Regions from separate parts of the Homo sapiens genome. Here regions 2, 3, 4, 5 and 6 are each linked to region 1. The links are chromatin contacts, found by Hi-C or POLR2A ChIA-PET in ENCODE. All regions are on one chromosome and are shown on one strand. Each heading gives the region's core, a stretch centred on a gene start or an enhancer-like site at or near the end of the contact. The rest is flanking DNA. Distances are from core to core; before and after follow the strand shown. Region 1 holds the start of ZBTB5 (zinc finger and BTB domain containing 5). Region 2 holds the start of CREB3 (cAMP responsive element binding protein 3). Region 3 holds the start of HINT2 (histidine triad nucleotide binding protein 2). Region 4 holds the start of GLIPR2 (GLI pathogenesis related 2). Region 5 has its middle 48 kb from the start of FAM240B. Region 6 holds the start of GNE (glucosamine (UDP-N-acetyl)-2-epimerase/N-acetylmannosamine kinase).

Region 1 (4,353 bases), core at 1,022-3,521:
GAACATATGCAAAGAGCAATAGTTCACTCAGAAACAGCTGGTCTTTTAGGAGATGAGAAGTTCACTTCATACTTAGACAAAAGGCATAGTGTAGTGCTACATTCCATCCCACCTGCTACACTAACAAAACTGGCTCTACTAGACAACATCCATATTTGAGAAATATTACGTACAGTAAAAGAAAAATCACACGCTTAAAACTGACAGAGGGGGAAAGTATTTAAAATTAATTTACATTAAAAAAAAAGTTGAAAGCTAACATAGAATCAATACCTTGGGTTCTTTTTTCCATTTCCAAAACGAATGTGAGCCAGATTCAAGATTCTCTGTCAGCACTACACCAGGTTTTGTCAATTTCACTGAACACAAGATATTTTAAAGTCTCCAATTCGATATAATTCATGCTGAGTTCTTTAAGTACTATTTGATATCCCAGTGATTTTTTATTACTTCCACTTTGGGGACAGTCTTGTGAGTCTCTTTTGAGAGCGTTCGCTCCTAAGTCTGTAAGATGCCTTTCCTCCAAATCTTACCATTTTCAGAATTCTGCTAGAGACATATCAATTAACCAAAATCCAGCTTGCCAGCATCCTCAGCTAACTAAAAGTTATGTTTTGACACAACTTTTAGGGAAAAGGGGCAAATCTCTAGTAAACGAGTTGACTTCAGGACTCTTCAAAAAAAGAGTCTGTTTATTCAGCAAAACCCAAGGGCCCAAAACAGGTCCCCACCCAAGTAGTCTTACCTGTAAGGTCACCAAGCTGGCTGTGGTGGCCAGGTCAATCTTCCCAAATTTGATGAGATTTCCATAAGGGTTAAAAGGAAGAGTGAACGGTTTCCTTTGGCTTAGGGGCTTTTCTCTAAAATTCCTTGTCTTCTTCCCATCTGGACTTTTCCCTCTGAACTATTAGCTTACTGCCAACCACCGTCCCCACAGAAATCACAAGAGTTTAGGCAAATGAAAAGCAAGTTCTGCCCAGCCTTTTACATCTAAGCACAACAGCCCATACTAGGACAACAAATTACCAATGACTTAATGACTAAGGCACAGCATTCTCTTCAACCTCTAAAGAAAAGCCCGTAATGTCCTCTACTTAATACAAGTGAAAAATATGAGAACATGTTTTGGAATATTTTTGCTTCAATTTTTGAAGGTGAAGAGTTCCTTCTATTAATTCAAGTTAACTAGAGTCAGAAGATACTACTTAGTAATCAACTTTACTGTGCTTTCACCTAAAATTTTTCCTCCAAATTATTTAGGATTTGCCTTCTGTTCAGAAAATTAGTTTCCACAATATCCTTCACTATGCCAGAATGCTGACTGACTTAAAAAAAAATGACCATTATGAAAGGAAAAAACTAACCTTCAACACCCCTTAATTCACTGCCTTTTATTATTTACATACAAATCTGTCCTCCAAACAGGAGAAGATGGGACGGCAGTGTCTTACCACCGCATCCCCCACAGCTCCTCGCACGAAGCCTGGGAGTAGTGGGCATTCAATAAATGCCTATTAAACACTTCAGTCCTCTCATAACAAGTTGGGGCATTCCGAAACACTGGCTCCACCCCTCCAGGGTCGGCCGCTGGCTCCCGATGGCAGTCTGCCTATGGCCTTGCTCTGGTGAAATGAAACCTCGTCGCTCAAGACCCAGGATGGGGGCAAGGGAGCCGTCCGACCACATCCCGCAGGGCAGCAGATCCTCTCTTCATCCCGCCAGGCCGCTGGTCCTGAGGCCTTTCCCACCCCATTCGGGAACCTACGTCGCCAGCCGGGGATCCACAGGAGTACCAGCCCCCGCCCCACCCCGCAGACAGCCTGGCGTCGGGACACCGGGGACGCCTGCGCAGAAGAACCCGCCTGGCCCCTTGGCTCCAACGGTAACAATGCTCCCCTCCGAAAGACAGCCAGAGTAGTCCGGGGGCACCAGTACACGTCTGCGCGCTCCCCGACGCCTTGGCGCGCCCCTGGTGCTCAACCTTCCCCACGTGAGCGCGCCCGCCATCACGATACTCGCTGACGGGGTCTCCTCACCTGAGTCGGGCTCCGCCCCCCTCCTCCTCGCTGAAGGAGGCGGTGACCCCTCTCCGATCGGACTCGGCAGTGTCAGAGGAGGTGGGAACGTCCTGACCAGCGTCTCCGTTACGGGACTTCCTCCCCCTTCCACCCGCCCCCCTCCCACCCCGCCTCTAGTCCCCTAGCTCCTCCAGCCAGTTCGCCGCAGCACTCTGAGAACACGGCGGCGGCGCCCGAGGATAAGCGGAAGTGACGTAATGCAAGAGCGCCTACTCCGCCCCATTCCGCCTCTCCCAGTTGGGCTGCAACCAATCAGCAATGGGAAGGGCGGGGCCGGGGTAGGAGTGCAGCCAGCCGGCGCGCGGAACCTGGAGGAATTTACTTAGCCCCCGGAAAAACTGACCAATCCACGGTCCCTGAAGTCTGGTTGTGTTTACTACCGACTGAATCCGTGAGCTCTCTGACCAATCACCCTTTGCCTTACAACATGTAAAACGGTTATCAAATGCCTTTTAGGGCGGGATTTATCACTAAACTGCTCCAGGTTTGGACTATAGAAATGCGGCTGTTCGCTGCAACCAATCAAAACCCTCTGTGGTTTAGGCTAGCGGGCTTTCCGCCTAAATCCGCCAATCACAACAACGACTGCGTGATGTCTGAGGGCGCCGGAGAGGCGGGCCCTCAGGGCAGGCCGTACCGCCATTGGCTGGTTCTGAAGGATTTTTCCACCCTCGTGGTGCCCGGCGCTTTAGTGACCCAGGGCTCTTCTCCGGGGTGAATTCCCTTCGCTGAACACACACACACACACACACGTAGAGGGCTGGAGATTGAGTTCCCACTTCATAGACGTTGGGAAAGATAAGATTCCAAAAAGCTCTTTAGGTTTAACTAAGCCAAAGTCCAGGGTGAAAACCGCGAATAAAAAACGCTGTCCATCGGATGGCAGTTAGGTCGGACCCCGCCCCTCGTCCAGTCCGGGTGGCTGCGCGTCTGGAAACGGTGGCGCCCCAGGAGCCCGGCGCTTGGCCCCGCACTCGGCTGCAGGTCAAATAAGCCTGTAGTCTGCATGCCCAGATTTATAATCACCTGCACTCCCCCCACAAAAAAATAGGAAGCGCTAAGCTCTCCCACTCCTGTCCCAAACGTGGAAGGGTCGCGGACTTGTATGGGACGCGGTCTGAAAAAAGCGAGCCCCGGGGCGACGCTCGGGTTTCCAGGTGCACCCTCGGAGGGAGAACCCGATCCCTGAGCATCGGACACTGGGGCCAGGGAAGAAACCCCCTTTCCTAGGGTGAGGACGGCAGAAGAAAGCTGCCTTCTCCGGCGCAGCGTGTCTGGGAGCGCTGCGTGGCTCTGGAGACAAAGGCAGGCCCGCGAACTCAGCTGGGTTCTTCTGGGGGTGGGGGTAAGGGTCTTGGAGGAGCTCCCAGAAAAATGGAACTCCCAGCCGGGCGCGATGGCTCACGCCTATAATCGCAGCAATTGGGAAGGCTGAGGCGGGCAGATCGCCCGAGATCAGGAGTTCGAGACCAGCCTGGCCAACATGGTGAAACCCTGTCTCTACTAAAAGTACAAAAATTAGCCGGGCGTGGTGGTGGGCGCCCGTAATCCCAGGCAACTACTCGGGAGGCTGAGGCAGGAGAATCGCTTGAACCCGGGAGGCGGAGGTTGCAGTGAGCTGAGATCGTGCCGCTGCACTCCAGCCTAGGCAACAGAGTGAGATTTCGTCTGGGGGGAAAAAAAAGGAACTCCCCGCTTTAAGAATGGAACACACCGAATACCCCTACAGCAGATTCCATCCCTTCAGTTACTGGTCGGAAGTGTTGATTTCAAAAAGCAACCTGTTTGCGTGGATTTCTTTAAGGGCTCGGTGGAGTCTGATGTTTAATTCTTTTCCTTAAGATTCGCTGACACTATAGCCATCACACATATTTTACTGACAGATTGATCGGTAAAATAAGGAAAATATGGAATGATGACAGTAAGCCAGGCAATAGGAGAGATTCTTTTGCGTATCTGTCTCTCAACGGTAAATGCCATGACCTAGATTGCCTCAGATTTACAGGCTGGCAAAAGTTTTAAAAATTGTATATTCAGAATTTAGGAGTGTGTGGAAGTGGACACCCGCTATATTGTGGACGGGGGTGTCACTGATGCCCTGTTTGACGATCACTTCGTAGTATCTATCAAAATTTAAAATATGCATTTGTTCCCTTCTAGATGGTAATTCCTTTCTAGAAATATATGCTACCGAAATACAAAGATGTGGAATAATAAACCCAAGGCTGTTTACCACACCTTTGTAAGTACAAGGGGCGGGGGGGGGGGGGTAAGT
Region 2 (4,353 bases), core at 934-3,433, 1.7 Mb before region 1:
AGGGGGTGACACACAGCAGGGGATGGGAGTAGGGTATTCAGCAGATGACCAGGTGGAATGTAGGTACATGACTGGGTGAAAATGGTAGGAGAGTAATTTAAAATGATGGGAAAGCTCAGGTTTTGATGAGGGTAAATTCAGGTAGGATGTGCGGATTAAAGGTTGGTGAGGGAGGTAGAACTAAGGATGGGAACGGATGATAAGATGAGCATGGGAGAGTTAAAGGCAAGGGAAGTATTTTGTAAGGGGATAGGCAGGATGGGTGTGAAATGCAGAGTCAGGGATGAGAGTTGGAGAGGAGGGCTTAATACCAAGAGAACAAGTGAAGTGGGAGAAGCAGGGCTAAACTTTCAGGGGATTCAGTTATTCCCTTCTCCCATGGCAACAGTGATTCCTTGGTTAGCTTCCCCCATAGTCATCAGCTCCTTCTTCCCTAGGCAGTCCCCAACTTGTGACTAGGCCTTGTACATCCTGGGTCCCTATTTCCCACCTATGTTGTCTGTAAACAACACAGTCCAGAATCTCTGTCCCCTAACTGTGGTGGCCACAGCAAGGGCCTTGGGCTTAGAGAATGGAATAAAGAAGCTGGAATCCCAGATGCCTGCAATTCTAGCTAAAGCCAGAACGCTAGCCTGAAATTAGTTTATCTCTCTGGGTAAAAAGAAGCCCCTGTAACTACATAGGAATAAAGGATTTCCCTACAAAAGAAGGGCATTTACCTACTGCCAACCTCTTAAATTTTATCTGCTCAAGGTCAACTATGCTAGCCTCAAACCACAACCCCTAAAGCTGCCCCAAATTCCTAACATTAACCCCACCTCTAATTTGTTTCCTGATTCCCAGTACCGGCTTGGACATTCATCCCTTTCCTAGCACAGACTCATATCCAATCCCTGATCCCTGAAACTGATCTAAGTTTTGCCTTTAGCACCAAATCCCCTGATGTTAACCCTAAATGTTGACCCCTAAGCCTAAAGTTCATTTATAATTTGATTCCTAACTCACGCTTTCACTGTTTATCCTTAACACCGACCATGCCAACATTCTTTAATCCCTCAAACAAGCTCTAACCTGATTCCTGTTGTTTGTTGACCCTTAACCTGACCCTGAACTCAAATTATGACGTATGATGGCCATCCCAGCAAACAAGATAATGACCGTAATCTAAACCTTACCTATCTAAAACGGACCTGACTCACACTAACTCTTAAGTTTTAACCCCAGCTTTTAACTCCTATAGCGACCCTTGATTCCTAAACGGACCCCACCTAATCCCCAACTCACCCAAAGCTTTCCTACCCACATGCCCGCTATCAGCTAACACCAAAGCCCGTCCCCGCCCTGCGCCCCGCTGCCACCCGACTCCTCACGCTCCCCAAAGCCTATCCCAGACATAGGACTGCTCCCAGGAAAGGCCTGTCTTCCCCAAGACGGCCTACTTCACGCCGAGCTCAAGCCGAGATGCGCTGGACGCTGACCTCTCCAACTAATAGGACCCGAACCGGACACGCAAGAGAGGCAGGGCCCGCCCGCCCCGGGGCCAGGCCCCGCGGCCCCACCCTAAGGCCCCCGCCCGGCCCGGTCTGGCCTACCTGCGCTGCCTGGCTCTGCGCCCCGCCCGCCGGCCCGCCGCCCCGCCGCTTCTCGGGTCGCCCTCGGGCTCCGGCCTCGCCCTCCCTTCGACACTCTCTCGGCCACTTCCGTCCTGGGAACGTCCCCCACCCGCGGGCGGCGCCCTGGGCCCGCGCTCTATGGTCGCGGGGGGCAGGCAGGAAGCTGCTCTGGCCCCGTTCTCGATGCTCGGGAGCCGCCAAAGCCCGGCAGCCCCTCCCTGGCAGGAAGCGAGGGTGCGGCGCAATCCGGAGAGGACGCCAGGACGACGCCCGAGTTCCCTTTCAGGCTAGAACTCTTCCTTTTTCTAGCTTGGGGTAGAAGGCGGAGCCGGAGCCCCGGAACCCCCGCCCTCGGGGTGCGAGGCGGCAGCAGGGCCGTCCCCTACATTTGCATAGCCCCTGGGACGTGGCGCTGCACCCAAGCCTCTTCTCAGTTGGAGGGAACTCCAAGTCCCACAGTGCCACGGGGTGGGGTGCGTCACTTTCGCTGCGTTGGAGGCTGAGGAGAATTGAGCCTGGGAGGCGGGTCCGGAGAGGGCTATGGAAAGCCGCCGGCGGGGAATCCCGGCCGTAGAGGGACAGTGGATAGGTGCCCGAGGCCTACAGCTGGCCTGGGGCTCGTGTCTGGGCTTCGGACGTTGGGGCCCGGTGGCCCACCCTTTCCGTAGTTGTCCCAAATGGAGCTGGAATTGGATGCTGGTGACCAAGACCTGCTGGCCTTCCTGCTAGAGGAAAGTGGAGATTTGGGGACGGCACCCGATGAGGCCGTGAGGGCCCCACTGGACTGGGCGCTGCCGCTTTCTGAGGTAGGTTGGGGTTCTGACTGGGGAAAGCGTGGGATGTCCATGAAGTCAGGTGATGGTGATAAGGTCAAGGCCTGTTCATTGGAACCCTGCGCAGGTACCGAGCGACTGGGAAGTAGATGATTTGCTGTGCTCCCTGCTGAGTCCCCCAGCGTCGTTGAACATTCTCAGCTCCTCCAACCCCTGCCTTGTCCACCATGACCACACCTACTCCCTCCCACGGGAAACTGTCTCTATGGATCTAGGTGAGTCTGAAATAAGTTTGCGGGGAGGACAGGGTTCATGGGCCTGGCTATTCATACTTTCCCTTTTGCAGAGAGTGAGAGCTGTAGAAAAGAGGGGACCCAGATGACTCCACAGCATATGGAGGAGCTGGCAGAGCAGGTACTTGACTTGATTTTCAGGAGATTACTCTCACATTCCCCAGGTGGGGGCAGGATTCCCCATTCCTCTCTGACATCCCCATGCAACTGCCGTCCACTTTCTTGTTACCCTAGGAGATTGCTAGGCTAGTACTGACAGATGAGGAGAAGAGTCTATTGGAGAAGGAGGGGCTTATTCTGCCTGAGACACTTCCTCTCACTAAGGTAAGACTCTCATTGGTTGAACAAAGGCTGAAAAGGGATTAAAAGTCCCAAGTAGGCAAATTCTGTTAACTTTATATCAATAACTTTAAAAAAGGATTGAGGTGAGAAACTTAGTAGATTTATTGCTAATAGGAAGTTGAGGCAGGTACACAATATGCCAGATGCAAGGGCAGATCCTCGTTTTTGTTGGGCTTATACAAATTTTGGTGTTCTGTTAAAAAAATAACTCAAAATTATCAGTGCAACATTAGTATTGGGCCTTGGAAAGGACTGTGTAAGTGAAGGGCCTTGACACTTCGTTGGCTTCATAGTAATCCACCTCTTGCTGAATGGTAGAACTGTTTAGAGAGTTCAACAGGGTTGGACTAAGCAGTACATGAATAAATGTAAAATCCTTAGTTTTCAGTTTTAAGCAATGAGTGGCAACTTCACAAGCAGAGTACTGGGGTACTATGATGAAATCAGTGCTCATTAATAGAAAGGTTACAGGAATATATATATATTTTTTGACAAGGTCTTGCTCTGTTGCCCAGGCTGGAGTGCACTGATGTGATCATGGCTCACTGCAGCCTTGACTTTCTGGGCTTAGGTGATTCTCCCACCTCAGCCTCCCGAGTAGCTGAGACTACAGGTGCACACTACCCTGCCCGGCAATTTTTTTTTTGGTATTTTTAGTAGAAATGGGGTTTTGCCTTGTTGCCAGGCTGGTCTCGAACTCCTGGGCTCAAGTGATCTACCCACCTTGGCCTCCCAAAGTGAAGAATTTTAATTTCTTCAAAGTACAAGATGAGTCAGCAGTGTGATGTGGCTACTAAGAAAGTTCATGGGATTTGGAAACTGTAGCAATAGAGTTATTGTCTCTACAAGTCACTCTCTTGCTTTCCTTGATACTGGCTAGAGCACATCTTTGACAGATACTAAGAGGATGCAGTCTATCCTGAGAAGATGAGTTAAAAATTTTGTCTTTTTTTTTTTCTTTAAGCTCTGAGGAAATGTTAAGTGCCTTAAAATAGCTAAACAGGGTTTATTCTATTTGGCCCCAGAGATACTAGGTAAGTCCAACGGATAGAAATTATAAGGAGGCAGCTGTTGGTTCAGGATAAGGAAGTTTTTATTTGCTTGTTTGAAGACAGGTTCTTGCTTTATTGCCCAGGTTGGAGAATAGTGGCGAGATCATGGCTCACTACAGCTTCAACCTCTCAGGCTCAAGTGATCCTCCTTCCTCAGTCTCCTGAGTAGCAGGGACCACAGGCATGTGCCACCACACCCGGCTAATTTTTTATTTTTAGTAGAGACAAGGTCTCACTATGTTGCTCAGGCTGGTCTCAAACTCCTGGGCTCAACCGGTCC
Region 3 (4,353 bases), core at 1,139-3,638, 1.7 Mb before region 1:
CCCTCATATTGACCACCCTCCTCCTAAGCGCCCTTAGAACCTGGTTTGACCTCTGAAGAAGGGCCAGGATTGGCTTTCAGTTTCTTCCTACTCATTTAGGCTCATTCCTACTGTTACTTTTCTAGAAGCTTGACCTAGGGTGGACCACTTGTCAAGAAGACTTACATATCTGCAGGCAACATTTAACCACAGGTTGGACCTCCTCAGTGTCTTTCACTCAGACCAGTCAAGGGGCATCATAGCCCTGAATCAGTTTTCTTTCCCCTTTGTGGTATAAAATTTTATATTAAAGACAGGAGAGCATAATTAAGGGAGAACAGTTTTATTAGCATCACAGGGTCCATTTTTCCCTTTCCATCCAAGCATCCAGAGTCTGGTGTCCTTTAATCAGTTGGCAGGTTCAACCTGGAGGCCACTGGAGCTGCCGGCCCCCAAGTACATGAATGTGCAGATGATACACAGATTGTGCACCCAGCTTCCCATCGTTGATCACTGAAATTGAGCTTGGGGTTAGGGAGTCAGGATCATGGCAGAGGTCGAAGAATGAAGATCATATTGAGAAGTAGGAATGAGAATTCATAGGTGAGGGACCAAGGGCCAAAAGTCACTCACCAAGTCGGTATCCATCTCCCAGGCCCTCAGCCTTTGCTGTCTGCTTGGCCACAAGGAGTAGGTGTCCTAGAAGCTATAGAGAGAGCGGAGGGACATAGGTGGCTTCATTCATAGGGAGCAAGACCTCTAGCTGGGTCCAGGGGCTCCTCCCAGCCAAACCCTGGCCCTGTTCTTCCCACCTGCTGGTCTTCTTCTTCAGCCTGGCTAATCCGAGGAATGGGCTTCTTAGGAATGACCAGGAAGTGCACAGGAGCCTGAGGGGCCACATCACGGAACACAAGACACTGGGGGAAGTGACAGGCCAGAGGCCACGTTACTTCAACAGGTTGGATGGTATCTACAACATTCCTAAGGGGATAGGTCCTAAGAGCACCCCACCTGCTGGTCCTCATAGAGAATGTCAGCTGGGAGGCTCTTGTCCAGGATCCGGGAGAAGATGGTTGGGGCTGCTCCCCCAGGAGTTGCCTGCTGGGCCTTGGCCACTTCATTCCCATCAGTCACACCTGCAGCTCCTCGGACCTGAAGGTGGATCGACCATATTCAAAGGAGGGAGCTGGCAGAAGCTGGGCTCTGATAGTTGTTAATTTCGTCCTTCTAATAACCTATTCATCGTTCCCACCCAGGAGGAAAGTTCCTGAATTTCAGAGCACCAGCAGCAAAGGGTAGGGCCAGAAGGTGCTGGACCTGGTTAGATAACAGGCGGTATTATTATCAGGATTCAGCAGTGCAATTGATTCCTGCTCATGTGTCCACGAAATATAGCACTGTTTAGGGAAAGGATCTAGAATGAGAGACTGGGGATTTTGGTCTCAGTTCCTACCTTACCATACCACTGAATTACCTCAGATAAATTCCTTCTCTCAGCTTCTAATATAAAATAAAGGGATGGTTTCCATAATCTCTTGCGATGGCTTGAATCTCTTTCCACTCTCACCTTGTTAGTACATTTCCACTTATTTCCGTTACTTGTTTTCTGATCTTTAAGCCTTGTCGCCTGTTTTATTTAAGTTTTAATGCAATCGCCCTGTTTGACACTAGTTGACCCCTCATCTGGGTGTCACATGTGACTCTGTGAATTTTAACTCTTGTCCCTTGAATGAGTGGAGGTAAGAGTTCAGCTAAGTGACCTCTGCTCCCCTAGCCCCAGGGAACTTCGGGTAAGGGATTCAGAGAAGGCTGATGTCATTGCATCACGTTGGGGGAGAACGGGACGGAATGAATTCTCTGACCTCCGAGCCGCTTCTGGCAAGTGCAGAAGAGAGGTTAACACTAGTGCTCATTAGGAGGCCAGAAGCCTGAGGAGGGCAGAGCACTGGCTCCAAGAAGAGAAAGCTCATTTCCTGCAGGGGGCATCGGGCCAGCTGGGCTGCAGGCAGTGGAAAGAAGGCGGCAGCCGCTGCACTGACCCTGTCCCGACCTCGGCGCCCCGGCCTGCGCAGGGCGGGAATCAGCACCAGCTCGTTCTCCGGAGCCACCAGTTCGACCTCACCACACAGCCCCGGAGCTTGTGCCTCGGAGGGGCAGAGGCCACAGGCAGGAGCTCTGCGCGGCTCTGCGCGCCTTCGGGACCCCCTGGCCCCGGATGGCTTCGGAGCCCGCAGGACCCCCTACTCGCTCCCGCGCCACTTCTCACCTGCCCCCCGCGCACCCCCGTGGCCGCCACGGCTCTGCGCGCCGCGCGCAACCCAGCAGCCAGCACCACGGCTGCCGCCATCTTCCCTGAGCCGCGGGAACCTCTCACCCGGGTCAGCACTCGGCTCCGCGGCCGGCCGTGGGTGGGGACTCCGGGCGCGGGGAAGCGGGGTAGTGGCGGCCGGGCGAGCCCTGCTACCCCATTGGAGCGCGCCTCTGAGCACGATTCACCCCATTGCCTCTGCAGCCACTTTGGAGGCGGGCTCTTTTCATCTCATTGGCTGCTTCTACCAACGCGAGGACAATTTTCCATTCCATTGGTTTCGTCTTCTAGTCCGTGTGAACGTTCTTTTCCCATTGGATCCCCTTACTAGTTTCTCTGTGAGAGAAACTTCCACTCCATTGGAAGGATTAATGGAGCCTGGAGGTGGGATTTTCTCCTAGTTGAATCTGATACACAACTCTGGCTTCTAGGTTGCGGCTCCCGAGTGGGTGGTTCTTTTCGTTCTTGGTTCGTCCTCTTCAGGTCTGGTTCCTATTGGTGCGCGGGGAGAAGGGGGCGGGGCTCCGCCACCTGCTGCAGAAAGGGCTGTTTTAGACCCTCTCACCGCTTTGGCCAGGAGGAGGGCGGGGCTCTGAGGGCATCCGGCGCTTATTGGCTCCAAGAACCACCCGGGGTGGGGCTAAAGGTGAACGGGGATGAGGTGTGTTTTTTTGTGTTTGTTTGTTTGTTTTAACTGGCGGGGCTGATGCGCAGCATTTTCTCCACAAGGGCAGTTTCAGTCCCTTGAGCATTTTGGAGATTTTAATGTACTTATCTAAGGGAAATTCTTCCTTAATTCTATGTTCTTGTTAACGCATTCACTCCATAGATTAAAAAGTCTGTGGTTTTTGCATTTTTTTTTTTTGAGCAGGAGGAGATAAGAGTGTCCTATATTTGCCGCACAAGAATTATAATAAGCAAAGGAGTATGTATTCATTGTTCTTTTCTAATCGGAAAAGGTGTGTGATACAGTTAGCTCGGTGCCTGGTGTTTTCTTTTTTTTTCTTTTTTTCTTTTTTCTTTTTTTTTTTTTTTGAGACGGAGTCTCGCTCTGTCGCCCAGGCTGGAGTGCAGTGGCGCGATCTCGGCTCACTGCAAGCTCCGCCTCCCGAGTTCACGCCATTCTCCTGCCTCAGCCTCCCGAGTAGCTGGGACTACAGGCACCCGCCACCACGCCCGGCTAATTTTTTGTATTTTTATTAGAGACGGGGTTTCACCGTGTTAGCCAGGATGGTCTCGATCTCCTGACCTCGTGATCCTCCTGCCTCGGCCTCCCAAGGTGCTGGGATTACAGGTATGAGGCACCAATAAGTCAGGTTTGCACTGCTGGAATATATATTTTTGACATAAGAAACGTGGGGTCACAAAATACTAATATTCTCAGACGCTAGGTAAGTTTTAGTCTGATATCACATAGGACAAGTTACCACTGTTTCTTTGGTTTTTCTTTTTTTCTTTTTTTTTTTTTTAAACACATGACCTGATACATATAGGTGGTCAGTAATTGTTGAATGAATAACATTTGGTGTTTCCTGTCTTTTTTTCATAATATGTAATATGTATTGCATATGATACTAACCCATGTGTAATCAATTTTTCATATTTTTACAGTCTACGTAAATATAGTTTGTATTGGCTGCTTATTATTTCCTTCAATGAGTTTATCATAGTAATCCTAACTCTATTGTTGACTATTAGTTGAATTAGTTTTAGGTGAATGGTTATCATGGGGCATATAACCACTGTTGGGGAACTTTGCTTCTAGAGATATAACAATCTCTTTTGTATAGCTATATTATTGTTAGAAAATCCTTTCTCCTCTAAAGGGCAGACATTTGATTCTGTGATTTTCCCCAGGGATCCTAGCAGTCCAGATTGCATTCCTTCCCTTGGAGGAACAGATGGCCCCCCTAATTGTGAGGAAATGTAGAATGGCCTCTTCTCTGGGCCCCAGAGGCTGCAGTTCTCTGTGGTGCCTCTGGGACACTGGGAGACCCTAGAGTTGCCCTGGAGAAGGGCGAGAGATAAGTGGATCTGGGATCTAGGAAGAGGAAGGAAGCCAGTCT
Region 4 (4,353 bases), core at 1,201-3,700, 1.3 Mb before region 1:
AATAATGTTATCAAGTATGAATGGTATTAATACAAATTAAAAGGCAGATATTGTCAGACAGGATTTAAAAAAAAGACCTAACTGCATCTTGTCAACTATAAGATGTCTATTTTAAATATAAAGAAACGGTTAAAAGTTAAAAGATGGAGTAGTGGTGGCTGGGCGGGGTGGCTCACGCCTCTAATCCCAACACTTTGGGAGGCCAACGTGGGTAGATCACTTGAGTTCAAGGCCAGCCTGGCCAATATGGTGAAACCCCGTCTCTACTAAAAATACAAAAAATTAGCTGGGCATGGCGGCACATGCCTGTAATCCCAGCTACTTGGGAGGCTGAGGCAGGAGAATTGCTTGAACCCAGGAGGTGGAGGTTGCAGTGATCCGAGATCGCACCACTGCACCCCAGCCTATGAGACAGAGCGAGACTGTCTCAAAACACACACACACACACACACACACACACACACAAAGACAATACATTGGGTCAATCACTCTTCTTTGTGTCTGACCTTTGTGGCCATTTGTCTCTTGTGTCTGATGCCTGGACAGCGACTCCCTCTCCAACTAGCCCACGGCCCTTGGTCGGGGTTGACTTTGGCACTGCCCTAACACCCTCCATTCAGCACCCTGTTCCTTCATGTGCCTGCTGCTAAGGTTATGAATTTCTAAGTTAGGAAATGCATCCACTCTCAGCCCCTCTCACCTCCAGTCCTCAGACCTCAAGGTGTCAGTGAAACATGGTGGTCCCAGATGGGCTTCCCTCTGCGTGCAGTGAGCAGCCCGCTGAGCCTCACTGTCTCCACCCACGGCCTTAAAGTTTTTGTTATGTGAAATACAGCCTTCTAGAGATTCTAGGGGCAACATGGAATTCTTCCTACTGTGTTTATTTGATTATTTCAATAGGCATTTGTTGACAAAATGGGAGAGGGAATTGAATAGAGGGGGTTAGATCCCCACCTAGCACCAGGAGTCCCTTTTGTTTGTTTATAGAGATGGGAGGGGGGGTCTCACTATATTGCCTCAGGCTGGTCTTGAACTCCTGGGCTCAAGAATCCTCCCACCTCCGCCTCCTGAAGTGCTGGGATTACAGGCGTGAGCCACCGCACCCAGCCCCAGGAGTCCCTTTTGAATCAGGGTTGGGCACCAATTTGACCCATACTGAATACTTTAGGTGACTGTAACACAATGGTAAAAATTTGCATATATAAACAGATGTAAACATAGAAACATAGTAAAAATATGGTATCATAATCTCTTGGGACTACCACAGTATATGTGGTCTGGCATTGACTGAAATGTCATTACTCATGACGGTACTAAAATACAGTAGGTGTATTTGCCTGACATGGGGAAAGGAATAGAGAGCACAGTGCCCAGCCATCGCCCTGCGGGACATTCGTAAGCCGTTGGTATTACAAATTCTAGCCTTATCATCAGTGGGTCAGCTCACTTCAGTGCCCATTCATTGAAAAGCCTTAAAATTCGCTTCCTTCATTTGGGGTGTACTGAGCCCCTTCCCCAGAAAGGAGCGCTTGCGGGAAGTCTGGCACAGGTGACTAGGGCTGTGCGGTCAAGTAAGTGCACTTCTCCCACGGGGCAGGGGCCATGGGTGGGACCACATCTCCCCAGTACCTGGTGTGTGCTGCTCCCAGGGTCAGGGCACCTGGCAGTTGGAAAGACCGGCCGACCCCGAGGGATGGGCAGCACTGGAATGGTGGCTCCAGGGCCAGCACTCCCGGAGGAGGGACCGCCTGAGGAAAGGCAGGGAGGTGGGAAATCCCAGAACATGTTTGGGGAATGACAAGACATCTAGTTTGACTGGAGTATGGGGAAAAGGTGGGGCGTTGGGGAGACAGGTCTGGGGCCAGACTGCAGGGGTGGGAATTGGCTTGGTCTGGGAGGCAATGAGGGGCGAGTGGACGGGTCAGAGGCGGCGGCGCTTCCACCCCGACTGGCATTAGAGGGCGTGTCCTAGGAGAGGAGCATCCCCCTCCCCGGACCAGCCGCCCTCCGGAGCCCAGAGTCACCGGAGATGGGGGCACACCCCGGGGCTGCGTGTGTCGTGTCAGGCCGCGGCAGGGAGAGGCCGTCCCCTGGTGGCGCCGGCCGGAACGCCCCTCGTGCCGCGACCGCGCGCCCCTCTGTCCTCGCCGCGCGTCGGCGCAGAGCAGCCACCCGGGGCCCAGCAGGCGCGGGCTTCCCCACGCGCCCCGGGAAGGGACAGCTCGGTGTGGGGTCCGGGAGGCTTGAGCCCCGCGGCCGCATCCGGGGAGCCCTCGGCAGTCGCGGAGCTGCTTCCCAGGGGTGAGCTCTCCGGGAGGCCCACGGGGTGGCCCCGGGCGCCTCCGCCCTCAGCTGTCGCTCCTTATAAGGCGGGGGCCGGGCGGCGCCGGAGGAGGGGCCGCGGCATCAGCCCGGTCCTGGGCTCTGGGGCGGCGCTGGGCCGGGCGAGCGCAGTGCAGCGCAGCCGCGGGGAGCGAGGAGCGCGCGGAGCCGGCCATGGGCAAGTCAGGTGAGCCCGCGGGCTCGCCCGCTGCGGAATGGTTCGGAACCCCGCGCTCCCGGACCTCGCCGTCTCCCTCGTCCGCCGCAAGCCAGGTCCTGGGGAGTGCGGGAGCCCGGGGTGCGGGTGGAGGGCGCGCGGGCGGAGCGCCCCGGCGCGGTTTCCGGGGAACCCGGGGGGAAGGCGAGCCCGAGGGAGGCCCCCGCCGGAGAGCCGGGGATCGCGCCAAGTTGGGCTTCCCGACCCTGAGGGGCTGCGCGCCGCGGCCCGCCAAGGCGTGGCTTCTGCTTTGTTTCAGGAGGCCAGACTTAGAGTTGGAAAAGTCACCAAAGTGTGACAACAGCTCTCGCTGCGAAGCAGTTTGCCCCGCTCGGCTGTCCCGAGGACAGCCCTGAGCATCCCCCTCATCCATTTGTTGTTCCTTCTCTCCTGAGCGCCCGCGCCGTGCCGGGCTCCCCCTGTGCTAGGCTCGGTCTGGCTCCCTTTCTCCTGGGGCACCCCATCCTCTCTACTGTGGCTGTCGGGATGAACTTTCTGCAGCGCAGCTCTCCTCCTGTCGCTCCCTAACACCTTCCTCACCATTGTCCTCAGAGTGAAAGGACACACTCCAGTCCTGCCTTCGGGCCCCTGGGAGTGGGTCCCTAGCCCTTACCTCCGCCCTACACTAGAGCTGTCCAGAAGCTGGTGCACAGGTCCCTTCCCCTAGGTTTCCTTGCCGGGCCTTCACCACCCCAACTCTCAGCCTGAAAATCCCATCCCTCTAGGCTCAGCTCCTGGGCTGGAGCCCATCTGTGATTCCCCCCGGGAGGGAGCGCCCAACCTGGTGTTTTCCTCGCTGCAGCCCTTCCTGTAGTGGGCCGGGGACAAGAGTTCAGCCATAGACCTGTTTCCCACCGGGTCCTCACCCCTGGCTGCCAGGGGCCGTGTTTATCTCAGCATTGCTTCTGCCTCACAGGAGGCTCTTAGAGAACAGCTGTTGAACAGGATTCAGAAGTCCTGCTTCATCCGGATTGTCCACTTCAGATGAGTAAGGCTAGGTCCCTTCTAGGATCTGTCCTCCAAGATCTGGACTCAGGAGATGCCAGCGCTGGGCGCAAGTGGCTTTCCCTGGCCTTGGTCCTAACCAGCCTTCCTAGGCTGTAGAGGCAGGTCTGGCTTTCAGCCCTGGCCCAGCCAATCACTGGCTGTGTGATACTGAGCAAGCCTCCTTCCCTCTGTTCCTCCCTGTCTGTACAATGAGGGTGGCCGTATGAGCCCTGGGGTTCTTCACAGTATGGAAAGGTGATATAATGGGTTGCCATTTAGTTAACAGGATGACAGATGGTGATGGAGCAAAAGTATGGCAGATGAGAGCGAGTCTTTCGAGATATCTGCTTGGGAAATCAACTCCTTTCTCTGTAGAAATTTGTGGAGAAAATCCACAAATTCCCTTAGGCTACTTTTTTTTTTTCTTTCTTTCTGAGACGTGGTCTCCTTCTGTTGCCCAGGCTGGAGTGCAGTGGTGCGATCTCGGCTCACTGCAACCTCCGCCTCCCAGGTTCAAGTCATTCTCCTGCCTCAGCCTCCTGAGTAGCTGGGATTACAGGTGTGCGCCACCACGCCCAGCTAACTTTTGTATTTTTAGTAGAGACAGGGTTTCACCGTGTTGGTCAGGCTGGTCTTGAACTCCTGACCTCATGATCTGCCTGCCTCAGCCTCCCAAAGTGCTAGGATTACAGGTGCGCCCAGCCTAGGCTACACCTTAATCAGTTGTTTCTGGCATCTTATGTAAGGCACGGTTTTCCAGAACTGCTCATATTCAGCTGTGTGCCCATTCTTCTGTCTGTTCGCCCCTTCCTCCTTCCCTCCCTTGC
Region 5 (4,353 bases), core at 779-3,278, 1.2 Mb after region 1:
TGGCCAGGCTGGACTTGAACTCCTGACCTTGTGAGCCACCCACCTCGGCCTCCCAAAGTGCTGGGATTACAGGTGTGAGCCACTGCACCCAGACTGAGCATTCAGTGTTTTAAAAATTAAAACAGCAAAGGATATTTCATTATCATTTGTATCTAGTGGGTATGATCCCATAGGAAAATTAGAAGGTGATGTTTCTTGCTGTGGGTTACGAATTCCCAGGAAATGGATGGGCTCTTCTGAGACAGGGACAGTCTGCACCACTGGCCATTCCCTTCTGGGAACAGAGCCTTCTCCACAGCAGGGCAAGCCCTGTGACTAAAGCACTGCTTCATCTCTGTTAGCCAAGCACTTAACGCTGTATCAGAAGATATTACAAGCTAATGATAAATGTGCCAAAGCCTGCAATACTTTAATCACTATTTCTCAGATTTATGTAAAAAGCAATTAAGGAAAGCTGTGAAATAAGAGCATAAATCACTAGATGAACATTTGACATTTAGTGCCCCGTTATGAGTGATGAGAGAGCACTCCAGCACTGGTTATTAGTGGACTCTTAAAGCAATCTCAAATTATGTGGAATTCAAATTCTGCGGAGTAATTAGAAATCTAAATAGGAATAAACTTTTCTCATTTAAGATATTTATGACTTAACTATTATTGAATTACCTATGAGCAAGAGCTGGGGAGTAGAAAAAAATCCCTTTCATGAACAGCCCAAAACAGTAAATAAGAGCAAGAGATGAGAAGTAGTAATAGGAACCAAAGGCCAAGACTTTTCTCCATATCACTCAACCACAACCCATGCCATTTAAAAGTTTACTGAGAGGGTATTGCACACCAGAGTTTAACCACCTTCTATGTTAGCCAACCCTACGCTGTTCTTTAATTATACACTGTAATTAGTACACTAAACACAATGTCTAGTAAATTAAAAAATAAATTCAGGTCTTAAGATACTTGTATCTGTCTTGGTTAAAGTTCTGAGTCAATTATTTGATAAAAGGGTGAGGAGCCTGCTTTTATGCTCAGCTGGAAGAGCTGTACATGTCACATGAAAGTACTCCATACACCTGGCATAGGCAGGGCCTCAGACGAATGAGCAGTCATGGGCTTCTCCAAACCAAACAACTGGGCCCTCACCTCCTCCACGTGGAATTCTTCTCACGCAAATAGACACAGGCCTCATAGCAGAATGGCAAAATTCTGAAAGTGTTATCTCAAAAGACCAGAAGGGGACATGAAAAAGAGGTGAACCGAGGCTTGAAAAAATGTCACAAATGGTGAATAGATGAGATCAGGGTGAAACAATGCAAATGTTACTGGAAAACAATAAAAGAAATGTTTGGTGAAAGAAAGTCTAAAACTCATTTCCTATGATATCTCATAGAGACTGTTTACTGCAGAAAATAGCTCAGGAAGTCATCGGTCAGGGAATGATCACTGGAACACCTCACTTTTTTGGAGATGACCTCTGGTAAGGACCAAGTCCTCTCTCGTGTTTGCTCTCATGACCCTCCCCGTGGGGGCTAGAGACTCTTCTTACTCTCCTACCTGTGGGAAAATGACTCACCCCTAAACACTTGGTGGTCAGGTTTGAAAGCCACACAGGCAGGCAGAAAAGTCATGGCAGGGGCACTTCAAAATAAATCTCTAAGGGAACTGAAAAAAAAAATTCCGACTAATCGAAGCCCTGAAAAACCTTCTGAATCCTACCCACTCTGCCGATTTTCTGAGGGAACCTCAGAAAATTAAGGATGTAGAAGCGGAACTCAAATACTGTTGCAGCTCCTCTTTTGGAAAAATCACTCTTTGCTGTAAACTTTCATGTTCATGGGACAATCCAACCAATATTTTAATGCTAGTAGCAATCACGGGACAAGCAGTTCCACTCGAACGTTCAGAAGCCAAGGAATAATGGCATGCCGGCTTCGATGCCTTCTGTCCTTGTTTACATAGTAAACGAGACTCTCTTAACGGCCCTTGGAAAGATGCCCTTTCATATTTGACACTGAATTCATCTGGTGCAAATAGAAAACCTTGAGGAAATGTGAGCCTGCCTTCCCCAGAGGTCAGCGCTTGTTATGTGAGCGCTGAGGGCCCTGCTGCCCCCTGCTGGGTCTGTACCCCGCAGAGACGCTGGCCACACCCAGCAGAGCCAGCTGCTCTCGGACCAGCTCTTCAGCCGGATCTGTGGTCGCCTCTGAAACCGCAGGCTCCCTCTGTGATGGGCTCGCCAGGCCCTGCTGCTCCTCCGGCTCACGGAAGTGCCCTGTGGTGCACGGGGTTTTCACTCCAGAGAGAGCCGGGGAACCCCGCCCCCATCAAAGTTGAAGTGTCCTCTATCCAAAGGAGCTCCTCTGCCAGCTTTTTTTTTTTTTCTTTTTTTCTTTTTTTCTTTTTTTTGAGATGGAGCCTCGCTCTGTCGCCCAGGCTGGAGTGCAGTGGCGCAATCTTGGCTCACTGCAAGCTCCGCCTCCCGGGTTCACGCCGTTCTCCTGCTTCAGCCTCCCGAGTTGCTGGGACTACAGGCGTCTGCCACCACGCCCGGCTAATTTTTTGTATTTTTAATAGAGACCGGGTTTCACCGTGTTAGCCAGGATAGTCTCCATCTCCTGACCTCAAGTGATCCACCCACCACAGCCTCCCAAAGTGCTGGGATTGCAGGTGTGAGCCACCGCGCCGGGCCACTCCTCTGCCAGCTTTGCAGACCACTGCCTCCCTGAAAATCAATCTGACATCCAAAACGTGTATGCTCGACAGTGTTCTGGTGTGTGTTTTACCACTTTAAAAACAAGAGTGGTCCAAACATCTACATTAAGGACTAACTAGTAAATTGAGACTTGCTCTCTGAAACTCCACAGTTATGGCCCTAAAAGTTCCCAAGGCAGGGCCTTGCACTTGGCGATGGGAAATGTAAATGAAATGTGTACGCTCAGTGGTTTTCATTGACTATTAGGCTTATGGCAGATAGTCTCTGCCAAGTTATAGAATTAGTATTCCTTCTCCAGATTTCTCCCTCTCTTACACCTGGACAACTGGAGCAGAATTCATAAAATTCTGTGCTGAAAAGGTGAATGTGCTGAGAGAAGGAGGAGGAAGAAACAGTCCCTCTATTTGTTCAGCCAAATGGCTAAACGCACCGTGACGAAAAGCTGGGGACCGAAAATGAGCCGCTTCAGTTTACGTGAAGCAAACTAACATCTTAAGTTACATTCAGCACAGACATATCTGCTGCAGTAATTTTTAAAAACCGTACAAAAAGTTGTTAGGCAATCGTTGCGAACACAATACAATGAAAAGAGCGCATGCCCTAAGTCATGGCTCAGTCCTGGGCACCAAAGCCAAGCTGTGCCATCCCCGGCAAGACCTGGAAAGTCTCCCGGCCTCAGTGTCCTCCTCCGTGAGGCCTGGATGTGAACCTCACAGGGCTGCGCTGAAGAGTAAATGTGATAATGAATCTGAGGACACTTTGTCAGTGCCATTCAAAAGTTCTTGTTTTAAAATTTATTGCTTTTGAAGCCATGTGAATTGGCTGTTGAGATATTTAAAAATTCTCACCACATGTGGCAAGGTTTATAGAGCCCTGAGTTACAGAATGCCAATTCACAAATGTCAGCCACACCCGGCTTTGGGGTGGCTCCGTGCGTCTTTGGCTGTGAGAACTGTACTCTCTGTACGCTGCTGTATTTGGTGCTGCTGGTGCCTAGGCTTCCTCTCTCTTCTCCCTTCCATTTCTCTTCAAAACCCCTCTCCCACTCTCCGCCACCATAGCACAGAGCCATGCTTCGGGCATAAGGTAATTAAATAGACTTTTGGAATTGACCTAAATACTGAAGCAGCGAGCACAACTAAGGTTTCATGTGAAAAAGTCTCACAATTCCCAAGGAACTGACAAACATACACATTTGAAGATCAACATATTTGGAGATTGAAGACTGCCTGGACAATATTTTTCCATGTGTAGGCCTAGCACAATTTGCTTTTTTTTGTAAATTAGATAAAGAACCTTCACAGCTAAAGACAGTACTCTAGCAAATGCTTAAAGCTATGACCAAGTAGCAAAATCATGAGTCGTGATTCTATTTACTTTTCTATATCCAAAGCTCAATCAAACTAGGAGCAGAAGAAAGCTTTCTCAATCCGATAAAAGTTATCTATTAAAAACTCTACAGATAAATACAATGAAATAGTGAACACATTTCCCCCTAAGTTGAGAACAAGACAGGGATACCCACTCATACCAGCTCTATTCAACCTTGATAGTACAGTAAGTCAAGAACAATAAATGAAAGTTACAAAGTCTAGAAAGGAAGAATTAAAGCTGTCTTTATTTGCAGGTGATAACGGTGTACA
Region 6 (4,353 bases), core at 959-3,458, 1.2 Mb before region 1:
TTTTTTTTTTTTTTTTTTTTTTTTTTTGAGACAGACAGCCTGTCGCCCAGGCTGGAGTGCAGTGGTGCAATCTCGGCTCACTGCAACCTCCGCTTCCTGGGTTCAAGCGATACTCCTATCTCAGCCTCCTGAGTAGCTGGGATCACAGGCGCCTGCCACCACATCGAGCTAATTTTTGTATTTTTAGTAGAGATGAGGTTTCATCATGTTGGCCAGGCTGGTCTTGAACTCCTGACCTCAGGTGATCCGCCTGCATTGGCCTCCCAAAGTGCTGGGATTACAAGCGTGAGCCACCACGCCCGGCAGAAACCCAAATTCTTAAAGACTACTTTCTGCATTCTCTCAACTCAAGACCGTCCATTATAAATGCTGACAAAAGGTGATTAACCCTTTCCAGAAAAATAATGCCCCACTCAACCGTGGAAAGAGTTCTTTGTGAAGAGAATATTTTTAAGGCTATCAAATAAAAATAATGAACACTTGGGTCAAGCAGTCACTGAACAGAGGAAACAACAGTAAACATTTGCTGAGCGCTTCTGAAGTGCCAAACATTGTGCTAATAGGTTTCTTCACATGTATTAACTCATTTCATCCTCACAGCCCTCGTATTAGCCGCGTTTTACAGACAGGAAGCACAGAGAAAATAATTTACTTGCCCCAAATCACTGTTTAATAGTTCATCATTGGCCAGGCGCGGTGGCTGACGCCTGTAACCCCAGCACTTTGGGAAGCCGAGATGGGCGGATCACTTGATGTCTGTTCAAGTCCAGCCTGACCAACATGGTGAAACCCCGTCTCTACTAAAAATACAAAAATTAACCGAGCATGGTGGCAGGCGCCTGTAATCCCAGCTACTTGGGAGGCTGAGGCAGGAGAATTACTTGAACCCAAGTTCATCATTGAGAGAACCGAAAATCAAACCCTTGTCTGAATGACTTCAGCGCTCAGAACACTGTCCCACACCCAGTGTTTGCCTTGTGTCTGTTCATTCCATAAACATCCATGAGTACAAATCTTCCTCGAAAACATGATAAATCGCCCTTTCATCAGTGCAATGAGGATGGGACTCAAAGGAATAAGAAGGAAAGAGCTATATAAAGCTGTCTGAAAGTCAGGGCCCCATTCCGACGCTATAATTCGGTTTGGCTTCAACTGCGGCGCTCCTACAGTTGGGTTAACGAGTTACCTATACTGCGAAACTGTACCCCACCCCTCCTACCAGAGTAGTAAAAAATACGTTCTTGTGTTCTAACAATTTTACAAGCGTAAAACTGGGGGGAGGGGCCGGGCGCGGTGGCTCACGCCTGTAATCCCAGCACTTTGGGAGGCCGAGGTGGGCGGATCACGAGGTCAGGAGATCGAGACCATCCTGGCTAACATGGTGAAACCCCGTCTCTACTAAAAATACAAAAAATTAGCCGGGCGTGGTGGTGGGCGCCTGTAGTCCCAGCTACTCGGGAGGCTGAGGCAGGAGAATGGCGTGAACCTGGGAGGCGGAGCTTGCAGTGAGCCGAGATCGCGCCACTGCACTCCAGCCTGGGCGACAGAGCGAGACTCAGTCTCAAAAAAAAAAAAAAAAAAAAAAAAAAAAAAAAAAATTGGGGTGAGGGCGGGGAATTAACGTTTCTCAAATATACAAGGAAGCCCAGACTCAGAATGTAGACTCAGAGCAGGGAGGGGACCTTTTAGCCCAGCCTTTTCACGCCAGGACAGCTCGCCTGCCAGGCAGTTCTCCACCCTCTCTCGCCCCGCCCCGCTCCTAACGGGACAGTCAGCATCCCCCCTGATTGGACAGCACTGTTCCAGGGGACAAGTCAACCTGGGCCTCCCTCTACATCCCCTCCCCTGCTCATCAGGGCCCACCCCGAGCCACACGGCGGAGCCCTGAATTGGGCCAAAGAGGTGCCCTATGGTGAGGCCTGCAGGACATTGGGCGAGAGCCGGGTCCAGTGTGGGCCTCGGGGCGCGGTGGGGTGGAAAGCGGCCGGGGAGGGGAGGCCTGGGGCAGGAGGCCGGGGGAGGCGGCCCTGGGGGTGGGCAGGATGCTCTCCCGGAGTCCCACGCCGCCGCGCGGCTCTCACCAGACGCCGTCAGAGGCTCCCTCCCACGCCGCCACCGCGCTCCTCGGGCGAGGGACGAACCAAGCGCCACGAAGCAGGCAGAGCGCGAGCCTGCCCCTCGGTTTCCGCGCTCGGGCGCGCGGGTAGACGACTCGTCGCTCGACCTTGTCCCCACTCCTCGCTCGCCCAGCCACGCCCACCCGGAGTGCCGAATCCGCGATCGCGCCCTGACGCCACCCGAGAGAGCTCGCGTGATTGGCTGCTCCCGTCCCCGTCCCCCACCTTCCCGGCGGTATTTTGAGGCGCAGGCAGGGTGCTGACCAGCGGACCATCTTCCATGGCCTCTGCCGCGCTGGAGCTGCTGCGGGGCTGTCCTGCCAGCTTGTGCTCCCGCCCCGAAGCGTCCTCCTCCACTGGCGACACACGCACTGAAGCCCGAGTCTTCCCGCTGGGTAGTTGTTTTGGTCTTGCACCCAAGGAGGGATTTCTTGCGCCTCTTGTTCCCTCAGTTATTTCATAAACCAGGACCGCAACTATACTGTCGTGTAGCGCGGCCACCCCACAGCGGTCCCTGACGTTAACCCTTGCCGTGACTGCTAGAAGACACTGGTGGAGTGTGAATTGATGACCAAGGCATGGCAGAGCCTCTCTCATCTTTATAATCAGTTCAGCGGCGGCCTCCACTACAGGGAACTCCCAGCCAGTCCCGAGGCCTAGGGACATCCAGGGAGAAACGTGGCGGTGGTAAAGGGCTTGCGCAGCTCCTGAAGATAAATAAGACTTTGGGTTGCTGTTGTTTTTGAGACAAGGGTCTCACTATGTTGTCCAGGCAGCACTCGAGCTCCTGGCCTCAAGCCATCTTTTCTGGCTTCAGCCTTCTGAGTAGCTGGGACTACAGGACCATGCCACCGAATCAGGCTTTAAGACTTTTTAATGACCCTTTCAAATTTCTGAGTCACTCCCAGCATTTTAGGAAGCCAAGTGAGAAGGCTAGCTTGAGGCCAGGAGTTCGAGACCAACCTGGGCAACAGATTCCTGAGTCACCATTGACAAGAAACTTTGAATGAAGTTGATGATACAAAATATTAACATCTTTTTTTTTTTACAACCATTAAAAATTTACCACAGGTGAAACTAAGTCTAACAGTTCATTGAGATTTCTTGCTGTACAGCAAATTTCAAATCTCATCAAACTGCAGTTTGTGATGCATTTCAATTAATAATGAAGCTCTAATTTGTAAAATACTTATGAACTCTTAGTTCTCCTGTGGCTAGCTTGGAGCCACGAAAAGGTCACATTAGCCACAAAAGAAAAGACATTAAGGGATTTTTGCAAGGAAGTGCTATCAGATTTCTTTTTTGTTTGTTTGTTTGTTTTTGAGACAGGGTCCCACTCTATCGCCCAGGCTGGAGTACAGTGGTACGATCTCAGCTCACTGAAACCTCCACCTCCCAGGTTCAAGCAATTCTCCTGCCTTAGCCTCCCGAGTAGCTGGGATTACAGGCACACACCACCATGCCCGGCTAATTTTTGTATTTTTAGTAGAGACGGGGGTTTCACCATGTTGGCCAGACTGGTCTCAAACTCCCGACCTTAGGTGATCCGCCCACTTTGGCCTCCCAAAGTGCTAGGATTACAGACATGAGCCACCACACCAGGCCCAGATTTCTTTTTTAAATCACACTGGCTGCTCTGTGGAGAATGGATTGGTAGCAGTGAAACTCAACTGAAGTGGATGGATATGATGTTTATTTTGGAAGTAAAATTGATGAGACTTAATTATAGGTTAGATATAAGGGGATGACAGGGAAAAAGACTCAAGAATGACCTCCGGGCCAGGTGTGGTGGCTCACACCTGCAGTCCCAGCACTTTGGAAGGCAGAGGTGGGAGGATCGCTTGTGCTCAGGAGTTCCAGGCAACAGTGAGCTCGATCAAACCACTGCACTCCAGCCTGGGTGCTGGATCGAGACCTCATCTCTTAAAAAAAAAAAAAAAAAGAAAGAAAGAAAGAAATGACTTCCAGGTTTCTGCCATTAGGAATTGGGTGGTTGGTTGTGTGCTAAGATGAGAAAGGCTGGGAGAGTGACCTGGTTTGGGAAGAAAAAAGTAAAGTTTTAATTTAGGGCATGTTATGATTGAGATGCCTGTGAGCCACATGAAGCTATTAAATGTGCAGTGAGATATATGAATCTGAAGACAGACTCACCAGACTATAAATGGTGTATTAGTTTCACATATGCTGTAACAAATTACCACAAAATTAGGGTCTTTAAAACAACACAAATTGGCCA

Evidence for each region. Hi-C counts contacts between places; a loop is a spot of excess contacts on that map. ChIA-PET counts read pairs that join two places held with the same protein, here RNA polymerase II (POLR2A). Pooled maps may share reads with other maps.
Region 2: a map of B cell shows a loop between it and region 1 (9-fold over the local background). The contact joins the promoter of CREB3 here to the promoter of ZBTB5 in region 1. A Hi-C loop is called at or near these places in 1 of 168 maps with a recorded cell type or tissue (B cell), 1 of 37 single-sample maps with no recorded cell type and 9 of 50 pooled maps. POLR2A ChIA-PET finds 5 or more read pairs at or near these places in 1 of 52 experiments (A673).
Region 3: a loop to region 1 is called in a map of naive thymus-derived CD4-positive, alpha-beta T cell, with 13 times the contacts of the local background. The contact joins the promoter of HINT2 here to the promoter of ZBTB5 in region 1. A Hi-C loop is called at or near these places in 1 of 168 maps with a recorded cell type or tissue (naive thymus-derived CD4-positive, alpha-beta T cell), 1 of 37 single-sample maps with no recorded cell type and 11 of 50 pooled maps.
Region 4: a pooled map shows a loop between it and region 1 (11-fold over the local background). The contact joins the promoter of GLIPR2 here to the promoter of ZBTB5 in region 1. A Hi-C loop is called at or near these places in 4 of 50 pooled maps. POLR2A ChIA-PET finds 5 or more read pairs at or near these places in 2 of 52 experiments (H1 and activated naive CD4-positive, alpha-beta T cell).
Region 5: a pooled map shows a loop between it and region 1 (4-fold over the local background). The contact joins the enhancer-like site here to the promoter of ZBTB5 in region 1. A Hi-C loop is called at or near these places in 1 of 50 pooled maps. POLR2A ChIA-PET finds 5 or more read pairs at or near these places in 2 of 52 experiments (AG04449 and GM10248).
Region 6: a map of naive thymus-derived CD4-positive, alpha-beta T cell shows a loop between it and region 1 (24-fold over the local background). The contact joins the promoter of GNE here to the promoter of ZBTB5 in region 1. A Hi-C loop is called at or near these places in 1 of 168 maps with a recorded cell type or tissue (naive thymus-derived CD4-positive, alpha-beta T cell), 1 of 37 single-sample maps with no recorded cell type and 16 of 50 pooled maps. POLR2A ChIA-PET finds 5 or more read pairs at or near these places in 1 of 52 experiments (activated T-cell).

What each region holds. Positions count from the first base shown.
Region 1 is chr9:37,463,179-37,467,531 of GRCh38, forward strand. It overlaps ZBTB5 (zinc finger and BTB domain containing 5), which reads right to left and starts at 2,272. Exons shown (of 2, transcript NM_014872.3): 1 at 2,037-2,272. RefSeq lists enhancers at 1,194-1,879, 1,880-2,565, 2,566-3,251, 3,252-3,937 and a silencer at 2,100-2,199.
Region 2 is chr9:35,730,483-35,734,835 of GRCh38, forward strand. CREB3 (cAMP responsive element binding protein 3) reads left to right here and starts at 2,184. Exons shown (of 9, transcript NM_006368.5): 1 at 2,184-2,419; 2 at 2,514-2,661; 3 at 2,733-2,800; 4 at 2,914-3,003. The coding sequence starts at 2,291. TLN1 (talin 1) reads right to left here and starts at 1,713. Exons shown (of 57, transcript NM_006289.4): 1 at 1,593-1,713. MIR6853 (microRNA 6853) reads left to right here and starts at 2,440; the gene lies at 2,440-2,513. RefSeq lists enhancers at 1,270-1,319, 2,120-2,169, 2,220-2,309 and silencers at 1,500-1,789, 1,830-1,989.
Region 3 is chr9:35,812,654-35,817,006 of GRCh38, forward strand. It overlaps HINT2 (histidine triad nucleotide binding protein 2), which reads right to left and starts at 2,389. Exons shown (of 5, transcript NM_032593.3): 1 at 2,246-2,389; 2 at 991-1,131; 3 at 792-896; 4 at 613-685; 5 at 307-492. The coding sequence starts at 2,326. The coding sequence ends at 401. It overlaps FAM221B (family with sequence similarity 221 member B), which reads right to left. Exons shown (of 7, transcript NM_001012446.4): 7 at 3,738-4,353. RefSeq lists silencers at 2,202-2,521, 2,852-3,031 and an enhancer at 2,582-2,761.
Region 4 is chr9:36,134,283-36,138,635 of GRCh38, forward strand. GLIPR2 (GLI pathogenesis related 2) reads left to right here and starts at 2,451. Exons shown (of 5, transcript NM_022343.4): 1 at 2,451-2,509. The coding sequence starts at 2,497. RefSeq lists silencers at 2,103-2,672, 2,703-2,752.
Region 5 is chr9:38,670,428-38,674,780 of GRCh38, forward strand. No RefSeq gene overlaps it. Among named protein-coding and RNA genes, the nearest start is that of FAM240B, 48 kb to the right of the region's middle. RefSeq lists an enhancer at 1,841-2,484. Within about 2 kb of position 2,029, at least 5 of the 41 ENCODE cell types and tissues checked have a DNase peak (open chromatin) inside an H3K27ac peak, as active enhancers do.
Region 6 is chr9:36,256,240-36,260,592 of GRCh38, forward strand. GNE (glucosamine (UDP-N-acetyl)-2-epimerase/N-acetylmannosamine kinase) reads right to left here and starts at 2,209. Exons shown (of 12, transcript NM_005476.7): 1 at 2,082-2,209. It overlaps LOC124902150 (a long non-coding RNA gene), which reads left to right and starts at 2,371. Exons shown (of 3, transcript XR_007061473.1): 1 at 2,371-2,512. RefSeq lists a silencer at 1,950-2,109 and an enhancer at 2,410-2,639.